Regions from separate parts of the Mus musculus genome. Here regions 2 and 3 are each linked to region 1. Evidence: chromatin loops called from intact Hi-C (ENCODE). Cell type or tissue: left cerebral cortex. All regions are shown on one strand. Region 1 holds the start of Vav3 (vav 3 oncogene). Region 2 overlaps Vav3 (vav 3 oncogene). Region 3 overlaps Slc25a24 (solute carrier family 25 (mitochondrial carrier, phosphate carrier), member 24).

Evidence for each region. Peaks named below come from ENCODE experiments on the same cell type or tissue, not always from the same donor. Only the 100,000 strongest peaks of a DNase experiment are listed, where the experiment ranks them.
Region 2: it touches region 1 in a loop (2.8-fold over the local background); 4 of 42 quality-filtered maps call a loop at or near these places.
Region 3: it touches region 1 in a loop (3-fold over the local background); 10 of 42 quality-filtered maps call a loop at or near these places.

Annotation. Positions count from the first base shown.
Region 1 is chr3:109,335,094-109,343,093 of GRCm38, reverse strand. Vav3 (vav 3 oncogene) reads right to left here and starts at 2,411. Exons shown (of 27, transcript NM_020505.2): 1 at 1,852-2,411. The coding sequence starts at 2,055. In left cerebral cortex, no CTCF peak of the experiment used is centred here; DNase peaks (open chromatin) are centred at 1,233, 2,313 and 3,004; H3K4me3 peaks cover 2,114 bases.
Region 2 is chr3:109,462,600-109,470,599 of GRCm38, reverse strand. All of the region lies in intron 2 of Vav3 (vav 3 oncogene), which reads right to left. Among named protein-coding and RNA genes, the nearest start is that of Vav3, 130 kb to the right of the region's middle. In left cerebral cortex, a CTCF peak has its summit at 3,021 (motif pointing right); a DNase peak (open chromatin) is centred at 940.
Region 3 is chr3:109,167,974-109,175,973 of GRCm38, reverse strand. Slc25a24 (solute carrier family 25 (mitochondrial carrier, phosphate carrier), member 24) reads right to left here. Exons shown (of 10, transcript NM_172685.3): 10 at 7,565-8,000. Among named protein-coding and RNA genes, the nearest start is that of Slc25a24, 49 kb to the right of the region's middle. In left cerebral cortex, a CTCF peak has its summit at 4,448 (motif pointing left); DNase peaks (open chromatin) are centred at 2,686 and 4,430; H3K4me3 peaks cover 241 bases; H3K27ac peaks cover 195 bases.

The DNA of each region.
Region 1 (8,000 bases):
GCTCCTTTTCATCAATGATGCTTATAATGACCTTCAGTCATCAAACTGATTACATTATAGATAATGCATTTTAAGAGAAGAAAGAGGAGAATCCACTTGACAAGATCCCATGCACTGTCAGCAGTCAAATAAAGACTTGAATGTCAAAGAATGCCCAGCTATCCAAAAAGGAAGGAAGGAAGGAAGGAAGGAAGGAAGGAAGGAAGGAAGGAAGGAAGGAAGGCAGGCAGGCAGTTAGAAAAGGAAAGGAAGGAAGGAAAAAAGAAAGAAGAGAGAAATTTGATTATTAAGAACACTTTGATGAGTAACTGCTGAAAGTTCCAGAAACTAAACTTCGAGGAAATATGCACAGCACGTGGCATCAAAGCACAAGACTTCATGCTGCTACTGAGACTACTGATCAAATGGAACTGGAGATCTAACAAGTGACTCCTGTGCGTGGCACAACCTTACTCCTAACAGTTAACTCAGACAGTACAGAAACAACCACTGAAGCCCTCCACAGGACTATCTATGGTTGCCACAATTGTGGGCAAGTCCACAGAATTAGCAATCACCCATCATTCAGGTTTCTAAGAGAGTCTAAAATAATTGATCCTTATTGTAAACACATATGGCACTCAATACTTATATATCTGCTTTTTTTTTTCCTTGGAGACTGCTTACCAACAGGGGACACAGAATTTGAAGTGAGGATCGACCCTGATGAAATACTGACAACCAGGGCAGAGTGTGGGAGTTCCTGCTTTAATTATGAGATTATTAAACTGCATAAGATCACTTTTTTCTGCAAGGACACAGCTCTGGGTAAGTGGTAAGTCTCTGAATCATACAGGGCTAGTGCTAAAATATGTCACTAAAAGGTCTCTTTCCTTCCCCTTTTAAGTTGAAACATTTCTTTTTCTTTTCGTGTGCATGTGCGTGTGCGTGTGAAAGAGAAAATAGAAGTTCTGAGTTGTGTTGAACATCCTTTTAACAGAAACTTTCCGACCGGCCCAAAAAATAAGCAGCACTGGGCTGCATGTGGCTTTTTGAGCTGTCTCTGAGGAACCCACTGCTTTCTGTGCCTTCCAGGACTGGATTTTAATCAGAACCCTCAAAGAGGTATCTCCAAGCTAAGGCCACAGAAGCCCAAGTGCCTCCAAGCTACCTGATCGCAAGACCCAATGAAAAAAAGCAGAGTCTCCAGCAAAACTTCTCACTTCCTGCCACCGGTGAGGGAGGCTGGGCTGGCTCCCCTTACGTTTTCAGACAAGCTATAAACACAACCTTCCAGTTTGCTAACAGGCCACGGGCTTAGGGGGCGGGGTGGGGAACTTCAGGAAGGCTCTCTGTGTCCCTCTTGGTTTATTTCCTCTGAGCAGATAACGGTACCAAACGCCCTCCACTTCCTAGAGTCCTCATCTATGGCACAGTTCCTCTTTCCAGAACGTGAGGACCAAATGAAAGCAAAAAATAAGTCAAAGCAAAATTAACCCCACCGCTTCATCTCATCCCTTCTCATTGTTATTTTAGAGCCGACTCCCTCTTTGTTATCACACACACACACACACACACACACACACACGGGGGGGGGGGGCAGAAAGGTGAAACGCGCCCTAGGATAACTTATTTCTTCCCGCCTCCCAGAAACCTTTAGGATTCCATACACCATCTCCCGACGCAAGGCTTTATTAGTTCTGCTTAGAAGCTAAGTCATTTCAAGGCAAGTGAGGAAAAGCCCCCAAGCTGAGAACTGAGAGGCAGGGCAAAGCGGAGCGCACCTAGATGTTTGCATTTACACAAAGAAATTATCCGGATGATTAATGGGAGCCTCTGACGGGCAGCGGGGTCGCGGGGTGGCCTCCATACCTGGGACATCTGGGGCCTCAGGTTGATCTCCTTCAGATTGATGGAGTGTGGCCGCAGGTTGTTGAGCAGCTGGCAGAGCAGGACTCCATCGCGAAGGGTCTGCGCCAGGTCGAACACCTGCGCCGAGTCCCAGGTCACCCGATGGTTGGGGGGCAGCACCTTGCTGTGGATGAGCCACTGAGCGCACTGCTTCCACGGCTCCATGTCCGACGGCTCCCGGACCCGGCCCGGCCGGGGCGGGCAGCGACTCTGAGGTGGCCGCCGCGGAGCGTCAGAGCCCCGCCGACGCCAGTCGCGCTGATGGCCCCTGGTTCGCTTTGCCTTTCTGGAGCGGGCGCCGCTGCCGGCGGCTCGGGGACGCCGCGTGGGACTCGCCTCGGGTCCCCGCCCGGATGCGCCGCGGCCCGGCCGCCGCTGCAGCAGCGAGTGCCGCGCGCTCTCGGTGCGCCCCGGCCGGCTCCGCTGAGCACTGGCTTCCGACTGGCGAGCCTGGCGCCCCGCGACTGAGCATGCCCAGCGCGCCTGGCCGGTCTGTGCGGTCCGCGAGTCCCCGGAGGCGCGGGTGCGAGCGTGCCCGCCGCCCTGGCTGGGGGTCCGGGGCTGAGGGCGGGGCGGCTGGGGGGAGGAGCGGGCCGAGTTGGGGCGGCGGCCACAAAGGGGATCCCGGCGCCCCCGCCCGCCCGTGAACCCTCGGATGAGTGGAGCTTGCACAACCCCGGGGCGTCCAGGGATTAGCCCATCGGCGCGGCTTCCTAGGAAGTGTGGCTGAACACTGAGATTCGCAGGGGTGTCCCCGGGGACACCCTGAACAATGAATGCGATTTAAATTAAGAGGGTCTCAGAGGAGCCAAGGCTTAACTGGGACACAGGGAGCCTGGAGAAATGAGATGTGCACTACGCGCAGCTGGAGAACGCAGCATGGAAAGTTTGTGATCGGCCCCTGGTCCCGCCTCCTCCAGGTCCATCCTCAGCCCCTTCCTGAAAGTCAGTTTCTTCTGAGAATGTTTTGACACCTTGAAAGTGCGTGACGTGGGGACAATTGCAGCTTCAGCCTAGGTAGAGGGAAAGAAGTAGGTTTTGCATATCTCCCAGGCTTGGAACTGTTCACTAAAGCAGTCCAGCGCCTTTTGCTGATCTTCAAAATCCTGCCTGAGAAAAAAAGAAAACTGGCCGGTGACACAGAGGCAAGAGCGCGCATGCGTCAGTGACTTGCCACCAGGTTTGAGCTCAAATCGCTTCAGTACCGAGACACTGAGAGACTGGGTCAGCATATTTGGAGAACCCTGGGGAAAATTGGAAAGTTCCCCCCCACACACACCCACACATGTCAACTCTGTCATACTGAGGCAAGGTTCTCCCTGTCTTTTTTATTCCCACTGCCCTACAAAGCCGAAAAGGGTGTATAAGCTTTTTGTAGTAATATATTATTTCACTGAACTCTGACAACTCCCTGTAAATGCCCTCTTCGCTAGTCTTTTTTTTTTTTTAATTGAAATCTAGTTTGGTGGGATTTTATATCTGTTGTTGCTGCTGCTGCTGCTGCTGCTGCTGCTGCTGCTGCTGTTTCATTAGATATTTGTAGCTCAAATTTTCGATTGTGGATCTTATTGATTTTATAAACAGGACAAAACGTAACTTTTAAAAAGTACATGATCTGTTGGGACAGAAGTTCGCTTCTTTTATGCGTGACTGTAGCAAGCGTGGCCTGCTGTGTACACAACCAGCCTTAAACAATAATAAATCAGCCTAAGGATTTCCTTTCCTCGCATGCATCCGTCCCCAGCAACTTCCTCTGTGCACACTGTGGAGTCCATCAATAGCACAATGTTTCCTAGACCATAATAGGTTTGAAAGCCTGAAACTACAGGAGGATCAATCCTTAGCAATACTGTATCACCGAAACTGTAAAGTGCATCCTAGGCACGAAGATTATCAACAGCAGTGTTGCAATAAAATAGAACATTATAATCATAAATCGTGAAAGAATGTATAAAATATATATACTTTTTCTTTCTGGAATTTTCCATGTGATTTTTTTTGGGGGGGGGGGGTTGGCTGTTGACTACCACTTTCCTAAAAACTCAGAATGCAAAACCATCAAAAAGAGGCAAGTACTGTAAGCCATGTTACTCATTATAGATCTTTACAAACAAAACACACATGACTTGCCATTTAAAATGTGGTCCTGCATAAGAAGAAGTGGCGCTGGAAAAGAGGAAAGATGATAAGGAAAAAGCAAAGACTAGCCAAGCATTTCATTTTAGGTAGCATCAGATCATCCCTTAATACTGTTAAAATATTTCCAAAATCCAGATCATGTGTACCGACCAGTAAACAAACCTGGATTTAGAATCCAAGTTAAGCTGCTTTTTGATAACCTTGGGCAACTTCTATTCTTCTAACCTTCATTTTCTTCACCTATAAAATGAAGGAAGTGACCCTTGCCACGTTGGGTTGTCAGAATAAAAAAAAGAGTACGCCTTGGTACTTGGAATGAATACATAGACAGGAGTATCACTGTGGACCTTGTAAGACTCTCGGGCCTGAACAAAATACCCATGGAAGGAGTTACAGAGACAAGTGTGGAGCAGAGACTGAAGGAATGACCATCCAGAGACTGTCCCACCTGGGGATTCATCCCATAAACAACCACCAAAACCAGACACTATTGTGGATGCCAACAAGATCTTCCTGACAGGAGCCTGATATAGCTATCTCCTAAGAGGCTCTGCCAGTGCCTGACAAATACAAAAGTGGATGCTCAAAGCCATCCATTGGACTGAGTACAGGGTCCCAGTGAAAGAGCTAGAGAAAGTACCCAAGGAGCTGATGGGGTTTGTAGCCCCATAGGAGGAACAACAATATGAACTAACCAGTACCCCCAGAGCTCCCTGGGACTAAACCACCAATCAAAGAAAACACATGGTGGGACTCATGGCTCTAGATACATAAGTAGCAGAGTATGGCCTTGTCAGTCATCAATGGGAGGAGAGGCTCTTGGTCCTGTGAAGGTTCTATGCCCTAGTATAGGGGAATGCCAGTGTCAGGAAGTGGGAGTGAGTGGGTTGGTGAGCAGGGGAAGGGGGGAGGGGATAGGGGATTTTCGGAGGGAAAACTAGAAAAGGGGATAACATTTGAAATGTAAATAAAGAACATATCTAATTTTAAAAAAAAGTCTCTCAGGCCCTACCCAGACTGAATGAGTAGGACCCTGAACTGTATCAAGGTCCTCAGGTGATAAATAAATTTCCATCAAAAGCTGCAAAGCCTTGATATAAGGTATGAATATATGTGGTGCCTGTCACAGGGACAGCTTCATAAACACCACTCACTATACCACACATCCCTGTGCATCCACAGAGCATCAGCAAAGACCAAATATTTTAAATTGCTACATATCACATGTAACATGTAAATAGTACTTTAGGTCATAAAACTCAAATATTAATCCAGAAAGTGTATATAAGGGCAAGGAAGACAGATGGAGGTGTAGGAGGCCTACAAGAGGCACTTAAAGAAGTTGTGGGGCTCTTCAGGTGAGTGAGAAGCTACAACAGGTGATGGTAAATGTCTAAAATTGGGGCAACAAAACAGCAATTGGGATGGGGGGTGGTTCAGTGATAGAGTACCAGAAAAAGAAGGAGGGGGGGGAGAAGGAGGAGGGGGGAGGAGGAGGATGGGGAGGAGGAGGATGGGGAGGAGGAGGATGGGGAGGAGGAGGAGGAAGAGGAGGAGGAGGAAGAGGAGGAAAAAGAGAAAAAGAAACGAAAGAAAAATATAATGGGCTTCTCACCTGAGCTGTGTTCTTTAAATTTTTAATATTTTAAAGGAGAATGATTTGAAAGATACTGGTAACTGTTTCTTACGTACAGATATGGAAATTTAGGTTTCTATCATGCTAGGAAAGAGTACCAAAATGGTTCCTTAATGGCACATGAGGAACCTTCACCCTCCATCACTTCCTCACTGCCCACTGGGTGAAGGCCTCTACTTGATACTTTACATATATTATCTGTAATAAGATGTATCACCTCCCCAACACACTTCATTGATGAAGAAAAGGCTCTGTAGATCAAGTGTTACATACATTGTTCCTATTACAGATTTAATAAAAGCAAGATTGTATCCCCCTTACATCTGCATTGTTTCTACTCAGAGGTGCAGGTCCCCCACTTACTGAGTTTACTGAGTTAGACGGACCCCTTCCTAGAAGACTACACAAGTGGTAACACTTATTTGCAAATTCTCAGAGCCATCCATGGTGCTTCTTGATGCTACTACACTAGGAAATCTCAGTTTGCCAAATTGACAAATATACAATGGAATGAACCACCTTTCCCCTCTACTCCCTCCCATACACATCCTTCCTCACTTTACTCTGCCTCCCCAGTAGTGAAAGCATCAGGAGGGAATTTGCCTCTGTGTAGCGGTAAAAAAATTAATCCTCTGGAAACTCCCAGATGGGGGCACACATCTCTATACCTGCCCAAATGATTTGGGTTCACAAAAGAAAGACACACATACACATGTGTTGTGTTAGGGAGTGGCCCACCCTTCGAGCTGTTTAAGGTATTTAAAATGAAGGAGTTGAAAGGGGTTTGCAACCCCATAGGAAGATCAACAATGTCAACCAACCAGACCTCCAATCTCCCAGGGCCTAAGCCACCAACCAAAGAACACACATGGAGGGAGGGACCCATGGCTCCAGTCTCATATATAGCAGAGAATGGCCATGTCAGGCATCAATGGGAGAAGAGGCCCTTGGTCCGTTGAAGGCTTGATGCCCCAGTGCTGGGTAATTCGAGGGTAGGGAGGCAGGAGTAGGTGTGTGGGAGGGGGAACACCCTCATAGAAGCAGTGGGAGGGGGGATGGGATAGGAGGTTTCAGGAGGTGGGGGGAACCAGAAAAAGGGATAACATTTGAAATGTAAATAAAGAAAATATCCAATAAAAGTACAAAATTAAACAATATGCAGCTTATGCAAGTAAAAAAATAAAATATAAATCTGTGTATATGTGTCTTTCTTTCAGGAATCCAAAACATTTGGGCAGGTGTATAGGAGGCTTGTATACCCACAGGGGAATTTCCATCATATTAACTTTTTACTGCTACACCAGTGTTCTTTGTACAAGACACACGGAACACATGAAACTGAACTCTGTTCTTTCCCTTCTAGGTCTCTGCAGGTGTCTAGGTGTTCAGTCTATTCTCTGCTTCTTTCTTGTTTTGTTGTGCTTTTTGATCATGCCTTCTTACTACACTATGAACAAGAAGTAGATAGATGGTACCCGAGCTTCTGAAAAGGCAGCAGATGATGGATACCATGTTCTAGGCATCCTTTCTGTGCTCACAATTTCAGAACAGTCAGGAAATGGTTACATTGGTAATTTTTCTCATTGCTGTGACAAAATACCTGATGAGAAGCAATTTTAAAAGTGGAAGGGTCAAGAAGATATGGTCCATCACAGTAGGGAAGGTGGAGGAGCTAGGAGCCGGTTGGTCACTTTGTATTCCATATTCAGGAAGTTGGGTGTGAACAGGAAGTGGGTCCAGGCTTTAAAACAACAAGGCCTCCTTCTGTTAGCTCACTTCCTCTAGCAAGGCTCCACTTCCTAAAATTATCTACAACCTTTCCAAGCAGTGCCATTATCTAGGAACCAAATGTTGACACACATGAGGCCATGGGGTTGGGGGTGGGGTAGGTAGATGGATGGATGGATGGATGGATGGATGGATGGATGGATGGATGGATGGATGGATGGATCAATGGGTGGATCAATGGGTGGATCAATGGATGACAGGTAAGTGAAAATACAAGACAAACAGGGATACAAAGCATAGGAATATCATCATAAGAGAGGAGAAACGTCACTTACTCTAGTTAAATGTTACCCATATTTATTCTGACCACTTATAATGTTCTTGGCAAAAATAAAGTGAGACTATAAAACGAATTGCCTGTACCCATGTGAAACAAGTTCAGAAGTAGGAAATCCCTGCATGCTATCTCCATTTTGAAAATTACTTCATTTCTATAACTTCAACTACTAAAATACATGATGACATGATTTTAGTTAGATGCATCCCACATGCCTGATGTCTAAAATTAATAATTGCAGCAGGTATTCAGGAGTTTATTGCAATTACT
Region 2 (8,000 bases), 130 kb before region 1:
TGTGGTGGTATGAAGATTTCAAGGAGAAACAAACTAAACCCAAGAAAAGGCAGCAAGTGGACATTAATAAAGAACAGGAATGACTTCTGATTCATAAGGCAATCATATTTACCCTCCTCAGCTGATGTCGAAGGGAATTCAAGTCAAAAGTGATCCAAAGGTCACTGACTCCTCGACTATCTTAATGGATAATCTTCAAAATGGGATGCATGGTGAAAACTGGGCTTTCGAGAGAGTACCCTGGCAGCAACCAGCATGGCTGATCCAAGAGGTGAAAGCACCATTTGTAAGAGCAGACAATGATTACTGAGAAGTTTCAAAACCTAAGTATTGATGCTCTAAACTGGTATGATGGTCCCATTCATAGAAAGGAAGCTGTCTAATTTAAGAGTATCTTCATATTACAGTGTATGTTATTCCAGATGATGAATGCAAGAGAGAGTTCCAAAGATTCTGGACCCAAGGAATAAAAAGTGCACCACAATTTTCCTTACATTTGGCATAAGAAGAAATAGCATTCTACTGAAATAAGTGGTAATGGAAGCTTGGTTGGATGCTCCAGTGTCTATCTTTTGCATGTATGCTGTGTGACATGACCAGTTTTGTCTGCATGGGAAAACCCCTATCTTAGAATTGGGAGCCCATCATCCACTCTAACATAGAGCTGCCCATCACTTGCATCTCAGCCTTCACCTCATCCTAGGGCTTGCACACATGACCTATGTTGTGCCACAGGCACCCCACTCCTAGATGCCCACTTAGAAGCTTGTGAAATGAGGAAAAAGGTGTGTTTGTACTCTCACCATAACGATTAACAACATCTCAAGTAAGGGCTCCATGGCAGTGGCTGAAGTCCAGGGCCCTGTCTCAAAGACAGCGTGCCTGGCAGCTCACATGACCAGACAAGCTCCAGGGGCCCCTGCACGCACTGTTCCTGCCTGCCAGGCACCATGGCCCTGGCAGTGACTCAAGGAGTGACTCAGATCCCATTCTTTGACTTACAGCTAGAAATCTGGATTCCTCAAGACATGGATAAGAACAACTTGTAATCCCTCATCAAAACACTTGCTTGAAGATGGGAAATTTGTAATAGAATTCTGCACTATCTACCATCTCTTTATGCTATTAGGAATCTGGAAACAGTATCTCCAAATTCCGGGTCTTGTCAGTAGCCCTCTTAGACCCTTATCTCTTTGCCTAACATAGAAGTAGAATGTTATATCAACAAAAAAAAAAAAAAAAAAAAAAAGAACACAGGTTTTAGAATCTTGTGACTGGGCACTAGAAGAATGACTTCAACATTTCATACTTGAGTGATCTGGGTAAGTTACTTAGCTTATCTGAGCCCATTTCTAACATATGATTTTGAGATATTTAAGCCGATCCTGGGGAAATTGTGAAGTCAAATGAAATCATTGGTGCAAAAATCTTCACCTAGTGTCAAATATGCCTATTGCCAAATATACTCAAGCAAGTATGCATTGGCTTCCTAATTGATAACACTGATAAACACAGGCCATTTGCAGCCTTACATAACCTCAGCCTGGTCCAGTCCTGTTTAGAGTCTTCTTGCTGACCATGATTCTTCCAAGCCCCTGGCACTGTCAAGTGTGTCACTAATAAGTGTCATTTGGGTGCCAGATGGGCCTGCCTGTAGGTGCTTCTTTGGGCTGAATGCTTTTCTTTTAGCTCGATCTTTTGCTTGTTATGAGTCATTGGAACCTTAGCCTGGCACCTCAAGTTTTGACAGTAATATATTCTTGTAGATAATTTGTAAAGTATAGAGAATGCAAGGCAGAGGCAATAACACACACTTTTGACAGCTAAAAGCATCCAAAGGGATGTCTATTCAAACACTCTAATGCCCCAAATGAGCAAAATGAAGTGGAAAGGTACAAAGACAGCCCCCACCCACCTACATCACTATTTCCTATGCCAACCAGGCTGTCACTCAGGACTCACAGATGCTGGCTGCCATCACTCAAGCCACAGTCCTGGCTCTACCCTGAGCCTCATGACTCTAGTATAGCACCTACATGTCCAAAGACTGAAGTGCTACCAGACCCTAGTCTCCAAAGCATGTTCCTCCTGTGACAAGCATCAAATTTTAAGAAGCAAAAGAGCTTTGAGGATGTCCTATGGGATCCTTCCAAGGAAAGGTTCCAGTCCCTCCCTCTAAGAAGCTTACTACTCAATGGGGAGAATAAAGACTGACAGAGTCACGGGAAGCTCCAAAAGGATCCTGGAGTGAGGTACAACTCCAACCACTGCAGCAGAAAGCACTGAAGCCTTTCAGGGATGGTAACGTGTGCATTGGGCATAAAGGGTCATGAAGTTTTCCAAAGAGAGAGAGAGAAGCGTTCCAAAGCACAAAGGCAGGTACATAGAAGAAGCATGGTGCAGACTGGTGCATAGCATGTCTCGCTGGGGACAGAGAGTGGTTATCAGCCATAACAAAGCCCATGTGGCAAAAAGGAAGAAAAGATAAGACACAACACTGAATTAGCAGATTACAGGTAGATTAGGAAAGTCTACCAAGCTGTGTTAAGAAGGGAAAGCTTTTCCCTCTGTAGTATGGGGAGCCATCAAAAGTGCAAAGAGAAAGGAAAACAGCTGAGTTTAGAAATGACTAAGTGGAAGGAAGACAGGAGGGGTCAGAGAGGCCAGTTAAGTGATCTCTGCAATGGCCAGAAAGCAAAACAGGACCATCAGAATGCAGATGTGAAGACAAGGAAGGAGAGAACTTCTGGAGTGGCCATCAGACCATCAGAGGGCACTGGTAATCAGACATGACCATATCTCTAAGAGCTGGGAACACAGATACCTCTGGAGCTGTTCTGAGTCGAAAACGAAGATGACAAAGAATAAAAGAGTCTATCTGTTAACAAGTGTCTTCCAGGGGGAGCAGTCCATTCTCCACGCACCAGTTCATCTTGCAACTAAGACTCAGCAGACCAGTGCCCCATGGGCTATCCCCAAAAGCTCTGCATGCCGATTTACACAGGCAATAAATTCAGAAAAACACCAGAGGGCACAATAATCACTAAATGGCACATGGGAACTCTCAATTAGACCAACCCTTCCGATCTGGTTTCCTCCTGGGCTGAGTTCAGGGGTAAGAAGGAGGACACACTCCTCTGTACCATGTGATAGAAACCAGTCTAAACCAGTGACAGTCTTCTAGATTTGAGGTCAAACCCAAAGGCCGCTGCCCTACTCAAAGAGAATCTCTCTAGAATGCAGCTTCACTCTCTCTCTGGCCAAAGTCTCCCCTTCAGTCCAGTGGAAGTGTGCCCAGAATGTTCTAACAGGAAATGCCAAGAGTGCTTTCTGCAGTAGCTACCTGAGAAACACATGGATCCAAGTTTTTAAACAAAGAAAAGGTGAAGAGGTAAGAAAAGGCAGACAGCTAATAAACTATAATTATTATATGGTAGTATTATCTGGAATGTATAAATATGAACTTAAATGATATGTATGGATCTCTGGGATTTAACCACAAAAACAACAAAACAATAAAAGCAATATATGTGTCATTGATTTAAATATATATTTATATGATAATCAATGTAAACTTATATACATATAAATAATATGAATAATGGTTTTGAGATTATATACAGGTAGTAAAAGTATATAATAACACAGGGCTGTAAGCCAAGGACACTCCCAAAATCATGTGGCTAATTAGCTGGCTTCTCAGGCTTCCTCCTAATTGACACTCCCTAATAGCAAAAGCTGTACAAAGAAGGTTTTAGACTTTGGAAATAGTTCAGTCAGTCAAGTACTTGCTGCATAAGAATGAGGGTCTGAGTTCAATACCCAGCAAGCAAAGAGCCTGCCATCAGGGCTGGAGAGATGGATGACTCAGCAGTTAAGAACACTGGCTGATCTTCCAGAGGACTCAGGTTTGATTTCCAATGTCCACATGGTGGCTGACAACTATCTATAACTCCAGTTCCAGAGGATCCAATGCACTCTTCTGGCCTCTTTGGACACAGCACATACATGGTGCAGAGACATACATACAGGCAAAATACCCATACTGTAAAATAAAGGAAACTAAAAATAAAGGAAAAGAAACATTTTTAAACAAGTTATATGAGGATATGCCTATAATCCCAAAACTATACAAAGATAGGTGAACCCCTGAGACTTGCTGGTCAGCCAGCCTAGCTGAATCTATGAGGCTCCAGTCCATGTAAGAAACCTTGTCTCAAAAGACAATGACATAGGAGGTTAACCTCTGGAATACACACACACACACACACACACACACACACACACACACACACATGCTCTCACACACTTATACATACACTCACACACACACTCTCACATGTATATACACATATACAAGCACACTGACACACACACATATACACTCTCACACATAATACACACATACACATTCTCACATATACACACTCACACATATTCACAGAAGATTTCGTCAGTCTCTCCTGATAATATGATATGATCCAACATATCAGAGAAGTCATAATCTTCTCTGGTATGTTGGATCTCTACAGTCAAAATCTATATGAAGTTTTGTTTAAATAAATTTTATGGGAGCAGAACTGCTTGAAATAATCACATGCATCCTATCAGATTACCACAGTCTAAGGTTGGTCTTTGATAACAACATAAACAATAGAAAGCCCACATGCACATGGAAGCTGAACAACACTCTACTCAATGATAACTTGGTCAAGGAAGAAATAAAGAAATTTCTCTTAATTAAACTATTTGAGCATATAATCTCTACCTGTGTTTATAATGACAGCACATTCCACCTATGCAACACTCTTAGTCACAGTGTCAAAAATAGGGACAAGAAAAAAAATGATATGAGTTAATTAAATGAGTAATGCATTTTATAGCTCAACTATAAGCCTATAGATTCTATATGATTCCATAGACAGAATTTTTCTGAGAATTACTATAATATAAAGGCAGAAGGAAGGAAGGAAGGAAGGAAGGAAGGAAGGAAGGAAGGGAGGGAGGGAGGGAGGGAGGGAGGGAGGGAGGGAGGGAGGGAGGAAGAAGGAAAAGAGGGAGGGAGGAAGAAGGAAAAGAGGGAGGGAGGGAGGGAGGGAGGGAGGGAGGGAGGGAGGGAGGGAGGGAGGGAGGGAGGGAGAAGAGAAAGAGAATCATAAATACTCTGGAGTATATCAGCAGTAATAATGGGACTTTGTGGATTTTAAAGAGGAGGGTATGAATACTGGTATGAAATTCTCAAATAATTGATTTACAAGTTTTTGGTTTTGTATTTTAAGAATTCACACATACTTAGAAAGTTGGGGAATTTAGGTTTTGGCTATATAAAATCTGTTTGTCACATATCTCTAAAACTGGAAGCCAGCAAAGTCCCGGGGTGGGACTAACATGCAAAGCCCCAGGGGTTGGGCTAACATGGCCCTCACCTATATTTGAAAATCAGGTTTTACTGTCACAAACCCACTATAACTGCTTTTCTACTAAACTGTTGGTTTGCTAAGTTGCAACAGTGACATTGTGGCTTAAAAGGCCGTAGTGTTTCTTAATGCATGTTTTTCAGAGGTTTACTTGCCCTTGACTTTGACACTCTGCCTAAAGGACTGCCGTTCTACAGATGAGCCATCCTAAAACAGAGGCAGTATAGGCAGGGTCGTATGGTTATAGTGGATCCTTCCCTCATTCCCTTACTGTCACTCTACCGTTTGTCTTACGGAACAATGAAAGCTAGAAACAGGAAGTGAATATATAAAAACAAACGTGAGCATTAGAACAAGTGCCCTTTTCCAAAGATGACGATGAACTTCTGCTACTCTTCCATGTGTGGCCTGCTGTTGGGAACTGAGGTCAAGGCCTTGCACGTCTTAACCATGCACTCTGTGACTACGTCACAACCACAGACCTTATTCAGGAGCTGTTCTAGTTTCCTTCTCTGTTGTTGATAAAACACTGACCAAAACCAACATGGAGAGAAAAGGGCTTATTTGGCTTCTAGTCCATCATCAAGGAATCCCGGGGCAGGAACCCTAGCAGAGGCCATGGAGGCGTGCTGCTAACTGGTTTACTCCCCTTGTCCTGCTCAGCCTGCTTTCTTATACAACCCAGAACCTCCTCCCCGAAGGGTGGAACAGCCCACACTAGGCTGGGCCCTTCCACGTGAATCAACAAACTGACCCCACAGTCTTTCCTACAGGCCAATCTAGTGGAATCAATTAAGGTCTCTCTCCCCCAAACTGACTCTAGTTTGTATCAAGTTGACAAAAACTAGCCAGCACAGAAGCACGATGCTGAAAAAAAAATGCCATAGATCCTCCCTCCTTCACAGGCTAAAGAGGAAAGAAAAGTGACAGAGACCTGCGATAAGAAAGGAGTCGGAGGCTTTCTCGTTCTCATAGGAAGAAATAAAACTACTCTTCCCAAAGAAAATGCTCCTTCTGTCTGCTGCTCTTCCCACACTTTGTCCATTTCTACATCCGTGCCTTTGCCAGAATATAACTCTCGATCCTTTCCGTCAAAATAAAACAGCCTTTCATAAACTTCCACTACAGTCCCAGCTAGCTGTCAAAGCTCACCTATGTCACCTGTGCCCATCTCCCCTGGCTCATCCCAGCCAAAGCCTAGCCTCCTTCCTAGCCTCGCTGCACCTCAGCCATCACTGGCAAGAGTGTAAATCTGTGGGTTGATGCGCATGCACGAGGCCACAACAGGAAAGCCAGGAGACAAGAATCACTTCCTGCTGTTCTTTGCCCAATCAACAGGGATTGAGAAAAGAGACCTATGGCCGCTAACGAGAACAAAGCATCAGTCACGATGCCTCTGGTAGGAAACATCCATTCTCATTGTCTTATAGGCTTAAAGGGTTCATTGACATGAAATGTATTTTCAACAGGAAGCTATAATGCACATTTTTAAGGTTGTTAATTTTTTTCTTTTAATCCAAATGTCTACTTGTTTTAGGGATCATTAAATCCTCTGTATTTTATTTACATAGGGAGTGTTAGAATAGGGACCCTTCTGTGATGCAGTTCACTCTAAGTGTGAGCATTCTGAAGGAACAATGCCATTGCACAACTGTAAGGTCGGATTTCCATTAGTGGTCAGCCTCGCTACAACTGGCCCACAGCCCTCCTGATTGATGCGATGTGCGTCTTAGATTGACTCTCCTCTCAACCCAACTGAAGAATCAAAGGTGATTCTGCCACTTCAGCTTTATAATAGTCAATAGCTGGGTCAACTGCTCATTATAGTCAAAGCGGTCTCACAAATGGCTACGCTGCAGAGACGACAAGGTGAACTGGAGAGATTGCTTTGCATTAATCAAATCGATTTTCTGAGAGGATCTGAAAACAATGTTAATATAGAAATGAAAAATAAAAGGTATAATGCCAGTCTGGTTTTATACATTTCTGAAGTAAGTAACAGTTTGATACCTAAATACTAAATATTATTGCTTTCTCTATTTTTCATATGAAAAGTGATACAAATTTTACTAATACCACTTTCCTTGTAAATTTTATAAAATGTTAGTTCAAAAATAATAATGGCCTAAGATTTAATTTGCTAAAAGGTTCTTTGTATGAAGATTAAGTATCATTAATCTAGACATGCCCCAAAATGCTTTAATATTTGAACCCCAAAAAATGCTTTAAAATTTGAAATTCCTTGAACACAGCCACAGTAAGACAACTAAAAAATTCTACACTAGCCTCTATTGATGGATCACAATCAATACAGCACATCACATTAGTTTGGTTTATTTTTTTGGGATAAATACCATAGCCAAAAGCAACTTAGAGCAAAAGAGTTTGTTTGAGCTTTCATTTCCATGGCACACACTATCATTGAGGGGAGTAGGGCAAGCCCTGAAGTAGAAAATACGGGACACACTGTTGACTAGCTTGACATCCATGGCTTATTCGTTTTGCTTTATTTATTTATTTATTTATTTATTTATTTATTTTTATTACATATTTTCCTCAATTAAATTTCCAATGCTATCCCAA
Region 3 (8,000 bases), 170 kb after region 1:
TTCCTCACCTTCATTGAAGATATTAGATACCCAAAACAATAGACACTTATACGTGGGGCAGAGGGTATATATAGTTCAATGGTAGAGCATTTACCTACTATTTGCAAAGCTCTGTATTCCATCCCTAACATTATGCTGTCGCATCCCAAAATGTCTTCACCCCAAACCATTTCTCTGTTAAATTTATAACTCAAACTCTCTGCCTAACCCAACTCTTTCCTATCCACTTACCTGCCAACCATTCCCACTATACTTGTTCTCTGAGACCTCTGATTCATGGGCCCACACACTTCTGTGTGTGGTTCCCCCTCTCTCTACTCTGGCTCGCTGGACCACACTTCACAGTCCCTTCTCAGAGCTCCAATGCCCTTTCCTCTCTGGCTTTCCCAGCAGTTCCCTAGAGAAAGCCTGGATGAACCCAGCACCTTCTCTCTTTGTAGTTTCCCCAGAGATGCTGGAGCAGAAAACTCTCGCCCACCCACACCCGTCAACATCTTCTCATAGCAGAGCCACAGAGCGGGGGGAAGGTGGGGCAGACTTGTTCTCTGTCCTCATCTGGAGGGAAAGATGCCTCACCTGCTAGCTGCCCCTCTTCACCTAACTCCCTCTCCTCCACTCTCTCACCTCCTAGGACCTCTCAATCATCATCCTTACCTACCACCTCTACTTACTCCTTAGGGGATCGTCTGACTTCATGGCTTTAAATAGCATTTAGATGCTCATGACTGCCAAATGATGCATTTAGAAATCCACAACTGCTGGCCTGAAATGTTGACCTGAATTTGTAATGATTTCTACCATGGTTTTTTATTTGTTTGTTTTGTTTTGTTTTTTGTGTTTTGGTTGTTTTGTTTTGTTTTGTTTTGTTTCCAGTCCCTAACACAGCGGCTCCAAACTTGATTGCATAAGAACCACCTGGAGGTGCCATTAAAAAAAAAAAAAAAGTAGAAGAAGAAAAAGAAGAGTCAGCTATGTAGCCCAGATTGGTTTCAGCCTCAGTTTTTTTTATATCCAAAACTAGGGGTCTCTGCTCTAACCATGTTAGTCACACTGCTTCTCCATCTGCATGACAGGCAACTTTTTCATTCTTTCTTGGGCCAAAAGCCTAGACTCACTCTTAACTCAACAGTTGCTCGTCCCCTATCTAACCAGTCTGCTGCCTAAAAGGGCACTGGAAAACACCATACTTCATTTACAGTTATTTGATCCAAACTACAAATATAAAAAAAAACGTTGCACACAACGTTTAGAGAAAAAGCAATTTTCAAGGACTCTCCTCCGAGGCTCAACACCAGAATCACCTGGGGCATCAGGTTCTCTTCCACCCTCAGATCTCTTTGCCCTGGGGTAAGAGTAAATAGTTTTAAAAGCCAAGCCGCCTGCTACCAGCTGGGTGTGTTGTCACTTGCCAATAATCCCAGAACATTGGAGTAGGGTGCTGACACATGAGGCTTGAGCATTGGATTGGATATTTAATTGGGTGTTCGATTGAGCATTCCCTAGGCTACCTTGGCTAGATGTTGTTGTTGTTGTTGTTGTTGCTGTTGTTGTTGTTGTTGTTGTTGTGTTCATAAAAAGAGAAAGGGAATATGTTTGATGGAGGAGTAGTCAGGTATGGGGGAAGCAGGTGCCTCCAAGGGCCCATACTGAGGCATCCCTTCTTTCCGAGGGACCAGCCACACAACAGTGTATTATAGAATAGAGTTGATTCAGGGCATGGGGAGGGGAGTTGAGAGGGTAGTAGAGACAGAGAGAGAGAGAGAGAGAGAGAGAGAGAGAGAGAGAGAGAGAAGAAGAAGAAGAAGAAGAAGGAGGGGGAGGAAGAGGAGAAGGAGGAGGAGGAAAAGGAGAAGGAGGAGGAGGAAGAAGAGGAAGAGGAGGAGGAGGAGAGAGAGCAGAGGAGGGGAAAGCAGCCCCTTTTATAGTGAGTCAGGCATACCTGGCCATTGCCAGGTAACTGGGGCCGAACTTAAACAAAATGCTACCAGTTGTCGTTGTTGTTTTTAAAACCACTCCAGGTAGTTCTTGTGTGGTCAAGTTTCCAAACCGCTGTGCTAGGAAGTTAAAAATAACTAGTATTAATCAACATTTAAATGTTAAACCGTTTGGGTATCATACACAAAGACAATATTCCAATATTAAAACAAATAAAACAAGCTAGAGAAAGTACCCAAGGAGCTAAAGGGGTCTGCAACCCTATAGGTGGAACAACAATATGAACTAACCAGTACCCCCCCCCCCAGAGCTCGTGTCTCTAGCTGCATATGTATCAGAAGATGGCCTAGTTGGCCATCAGTGGAAAGAGAGGCCCATTGGTCGTGCAAACTTTATATGCCTCAGTACAGGGGAACGGCAGGGCCAAGAAGTGGGAGTGGGTGGGTAGGGGAGTGGGGGAGAGGGTATGGGGGACTTTTAGGATAGCATTGGAAATGTAAATAAAGAAAATACCTAATAAAAATAAATATAAATAAATAAATAAATAAATAAATAAAACGTATTAAAACTGGGATGTATATAAGCATACCCTAGCCTCTTTTTGAGCCATCACTTGAATCTTGTCTAATCTTTGATTTCTCACATTGATTAAAGTCTTTTAGAACTTTTAAACATTGCTCTTTTGCTGAGACTATCTTCCCACTACAGAGAAGCTCACACTCTCAGCTCTCACTGGGCTGGGTATTTCCATTTAAAGCACAGCTTTCTTTTTTTTTTTCCTGTGAACTGAAACTGAAAACACAGGGCAAGGCTAAGGAGGTTAAACAACCTGCAGGCACCAGGCCAGGCTAATCTCTGTAGTGAGTCCAGAGAGAAAGAGAGAGAAGGGATCAGGGGTCAAGGTCGGGGAATGGGGGTTTGTGGGGGGGGGGGGATGCATGGGGCAGTAGCTCAGTGGTAGACTGCTTGCCAGACAGGCACAAGGCCCTAGGTCTAATCCCCAGGCCTTACAGTTAAAAATCAAAACAACAGGAGAATGAGAGGAAGAAGGAAGAGACAGCCTGCACCTACACCTTCCTCCACACACCCTTCTTCCATCCCTGTCTTCAGAAGGGAGCTTCGTAAGAAACCTGAGTGGTCACCCTGGTCTGACATTTCTCCTTCACGTCCTAATTTCTGGGGGGGGGGGGAGGGAGGGTCCCCCCCTCTGATCAAAACATCTGTGGTGGAAGCAAAAGGGTTTATTGGGTGTTTCTGTCTGTTTGTTCACTTGTCTGTTACTGTCATTAGTTGATACTGTTTTGTATCACAGGTTGGCCTCAAACTTGCTACCTAGCCAAAAATGACCTTGAATTCTTAATCTCTCTGTCTCCAATTCCCAAGTACTTGTGCTTCAGCCTGTCCCTCCACACCTAGCTACCAGAATATCTTTTTCTACTTGTTTCTTGAACCAAAAGGAATCCCAGGTTAACGACAGGATGCAATTTGAGTTGCGTGATTTTCCAAATGAATTCCTCTACTGAGCTTAGTGTTCCAGGAACACAGCAAGAATCTATTATGGAGAAACCCCTTTTTTATTTCCCTGTAGGTATGGGAGCACGGGGTGTGTATGCACTTGGTGTGTGCGCACATGTGCATGGAGGCCAGAAGTCAACACTGGATGTCTTCCTCAATTGCTCTGCACCTTAGTTTTTGAGTGAGTCTCTCACTGAACCTGGAGCCCCGGGATTCAGCTAAACTGGCTGGCCAGCAAGCCTAGAGACCTGCCCATGTCTAGCATTGGACAGCTGCGCCTGGGTGCTGGGGTCTCAAGTCCTCATACTCACACAGTAGGCACTTTATCAACTGAGCCATCCCCAGCCCCTCAATTCTTATTTCTTGTAAAACATATCGACCAGAGTATGCCACAAAATCAATGCTTACAACTCCTGTAGAAAAAAACGAAAACCCCATCCCACCCCCCCAAAAAAAATGATCAGAAAAAAATAAATTTTGGGAGCATGTTATTAATTGCTTAATTTATTTTTATTTCCACACTGGTGTCATAAGCTTGAGTTACAATGACACTTCTCAACTGATTTTGGGAAATGAAAAAAATATTTACCCACATAAATATCCCAGCAATATTTGCCAGGTTGTGAACGTGTACCCACAGCTCACTACATCAGCAGCCTTGTTTGTTCTTTCAATCGTGTTTAATTTCACTTTTAAAATATGGCATCTTTCTGGTTTGGGGAAAATATCGTTAAAAGCAAGAACAAGCCCTTCTCTTCAGAGGAGCCCATGAAAGGCTTCTCTGTCGTCTCCTCTCCTGGAATGGTAACAGGCTGACCCTAATTTCACTCCTCTAAATAGGGTAACGGTGGTTTGAGCAGGAAATCTAAATTCGGCCTCCAAGGTAGCCCAGTGATTTTCCAGGTCATAGCAAAGGGAAAAAGCAAAAGTTGGAAGGCTTTGTCCTTTCCCAGGTACCAAACGGCTCCGGCGCTCGCTGAGAGACGTCTGCCACCTAGTGGAACACAGAGGCCACTGATGTTACGTGCAGTGAACAAACCCTTACTGGCCTCAAGAAATAACTGTGGAGTCCACATTGGGCCCCATAAATATGTACAATGACTGATTGTTGCTTTTAAATAACAAGCTTTTAAAAAATATGTGGTTCTACAGCCAAATATAACAGGGCTTCACGGTCCAAACTTCTGTTGATGCTGGGTAGATTAATAGAATAAATAGTACACCACCAGGTGGTGGTGGCATTCAAAGCCAAGTCACAAAATATTCTTTTCTACTAATGGAAACAGCACAGTACCACCACGTTGAAGCCTCCTGGTGAAGCGCTGTCGTGTAAAGTGGAGTGTTTTTATTTGACAGCAACCTGTGTATCCTGGGTGCTTTTTTTTTTTCCCACTCTGAACAGAAACAGTGTGAGGTACGGAGTATACTTAGCCTCTGGCGTGATGATGAAAGTAACATACATGTTGCAAACTCCCACGCAAAGAGCATTTTCTAACTCTTCACATCCATGTAATAAATAATGCAGATCGTCTTTTGGAGATGACTGATACAGTCCCATGCAATTGATGACGTCAGAGCTAGAGCCCACGTGGCTGTTCCTGATTTCTTCTCATTTCATTTGTGGTATTTTTCCAGCTTGTACTAAATGATTGCTATTAATTTCTATTAAAAGAGATACAGGCACCGTATATCTTTGATAGCACAGTCCAGAAGCATCCTTCCCAATTCTAGGTTTGCTTCCTAGTTGCAACTCTAATAGATGGGTTGTGGGTGGGGGCGGACTCTTCCTCCATTGGCTCTTCTACCTGGACGCTGTCTATCGAGCTATCTGCTGTGACATCACATCGCCACACACCAGGGATGCCGGGGGATTTGGACACTCTGTGGATAGAATGGTCTGTTGCTTATGTTAAACAAATGCTAGTAAGGACCCCTTCTGAGTGCGGAGCTCCCTGCCGTGTGGCAACAGAGGTTTCATCCTGAGACACAGTGCAGCAACCTAGAGACAGTCTGAGATTTGGTATCTCTATGTTCCCATCTCTCTCATCTCCAGCCACGACGACGAGTTAGCATTCCCTCCCCTCTGTGACGTGTGAATGTGGGAACAGAAGTCATTTTCAGTGGAAGGCTCTTTTGTCTTCAGGAACACATACACTCCCAGTAGAGTAGATGTCAGGGTCCCAGAGAAGCGAGCAAAGGAAATCTCTCAACATCACAGAGGAAAGGGGGAAACCCAGTGATAGCAAAGGAGACAGATTGCCAGGTTCTAGCCCTGTGTCATCTCAATAGAGCCCATTCTAAGCATAGCACAATGGCTGAATCAGATACATGGATACTGGTGTAAAAGGTTTCTTGGCATTGACCAATGTGGACAGTGACTGCTGTCCAGAGAGGCCAGGATCCCCCGCCCACTGCTTCGGTTGTTAAGTGATATAGGAGTCTCCTGACAGATTTAAGTTGCTTGCATGACAATGTCGCACACCAAGATTCCTGTGGGCACCTGTTTCAAGATAACATCGACTGGCTGAGGGATGTATGTCTACAGGGGAGAACACTTATAGATAGAACTCAGACTAACCTGCTCTGAGACATGGGTAACTCATTGGAAGACAGGGATGTCTAGAAAATGCCATGAGTCTGTGACAGGCTTGGTTTGAAGGGTATCTCAGAATGCCTCAAAACCCTTCAATAGTTCCATTCCAACTCCACCCTCATGAATGACAAAATAACACTACTTGTTTGTTATTGTCTTCATGGGTGTCAACACAAAACAGGATAAGGCCAAACTTAGAAGAAGTGAATGAAAAACTTTTTCCCAATATGGCAAACTTTGTGTGAGGAAAAAAGAACTGAGTGAGGGTAGACCCAAAGCAATCAGCAGGAACAGCTATAGCCCCGTGAAAATCTACAAGTGAGAGTCTCTGTGATTTGTAGGGAAAGGTGTAGATTTTAATGTCTCTAAATTAATTCTCTTTAAAATTTTACCTTCTTCCTAGAGATGGAGAGACTACCCAGGGAACAGGCAGACAGGGGGACCCGAAGAGTAGGGACCTATTCTGTCTGCAATGGAAACATGTTTATCAGAAACAGGCCTTTACCCACCATTTCCCATTACAACCCCAGTGTAAAGACATTTAGATCTTGTTTAAGGAACATCTGTAGAACCAGGAAGTAGAAAAGGAGAACTGTATAGCTAATCGCCTTCCTGAAGCCTTCCCTCATCTTCCATGACTACCTGCCTCTGGGCTCACTTCCCACCAGCCATCAGCATTGGCCTGGCCTCCTTCATGTCCCTTCTTCTTATGGCCACTACCCCTGCCTCTTTGCTCTTTCCAATATTAGTAAGGCTTGTGTCCATTCATCTCCACACTCTTGTTTCATTTTTATGAATCAGATTCTATAATTTGTATCAGAAAACTTTACTCAATTACTCACAAGTAAACTTACTGGTGTTCTGTTTCCCATAATTTTAAGGTAAAAAAAACACCCCTCCCTTCCAAGATGTGCCATGCTAATCTTGCAACCTTGTAATTTTCTTGGTCCTGGAAACCCCTTGGGCTATAATCCTTGCTCTTAAGGTCAGGCGTTGAGTACCATGTGAAACAGTGCCTTGTACCCAAATGCACAGTACCCATAGCAGCTCAGGAAAGGCAAAAGGTTGAGAAAGACTCTCGGGAACCAGTCTGTAAAGTATATTGTTTCAAACCCGCGTTGGTGTTATAAATGCATGACACCAAAAAAGAAAAAAATGTATTATTTATAAATTCTTTTCAAAATGAGTGTCCTAATTAGTTCTGTCAACTGTCAAAGCAAAGAGTCTCAACTGAGGTATTGCCTGTGGGCATGTCTCTGGTAGTCCCTGTGGGCATGTCTGTGGGCAGCTGTCTTCACTACCATTTGCAAATGGAAAGAGCCCACATGGTTCCTGTTTCTTCCTGCTCTGACTTCTCTCAGTGACAGACGGTATCCCATAAGGTGAAATAGCCCTTTCCTCCCTAAGTTGATTTGCTTGAGAGTGTTTTGTCACAGCAACAGAGAGGAGCTAGGACAATTAGAAAACAAGCCATTTTAAAAACAGACAAATATATTTAATACAAATGAGCAGTGACTATGTAGCAATATCAGAATAAGCTGTGTTCAATAGGAGGGTTTTTTCCCCAAAAAAGATACAAGATGTACAGATAAATCAGTCATACCTTACACATGTTCACTGGGAGACGATTCAATTTCATAATGAAGTATGGCCATTTTCATAGTTTTTATCAACTTAAAATTCCAAAGACATTAACAGTAATATGCATTTCCATAATTGTTACACATTTTAAAAAAGGTGTGAATCATGTACCTTAATATTGTCATTCTAGGTATTACTCCAAAATACAATAACCCCGAAGATGAAGCAGAGTCCCCTCCTTTCTTTATATAGTACAAAAATACCAAGACAATGCAGGCATCCGTAGTACAAACCAAGCTGTGTTTTAGAATAAGTTTCATAAACACAGGCCATCTTTCTCTTTGGTTCAAAAAAAAAAAGAGGTAGGTAGGTTTAA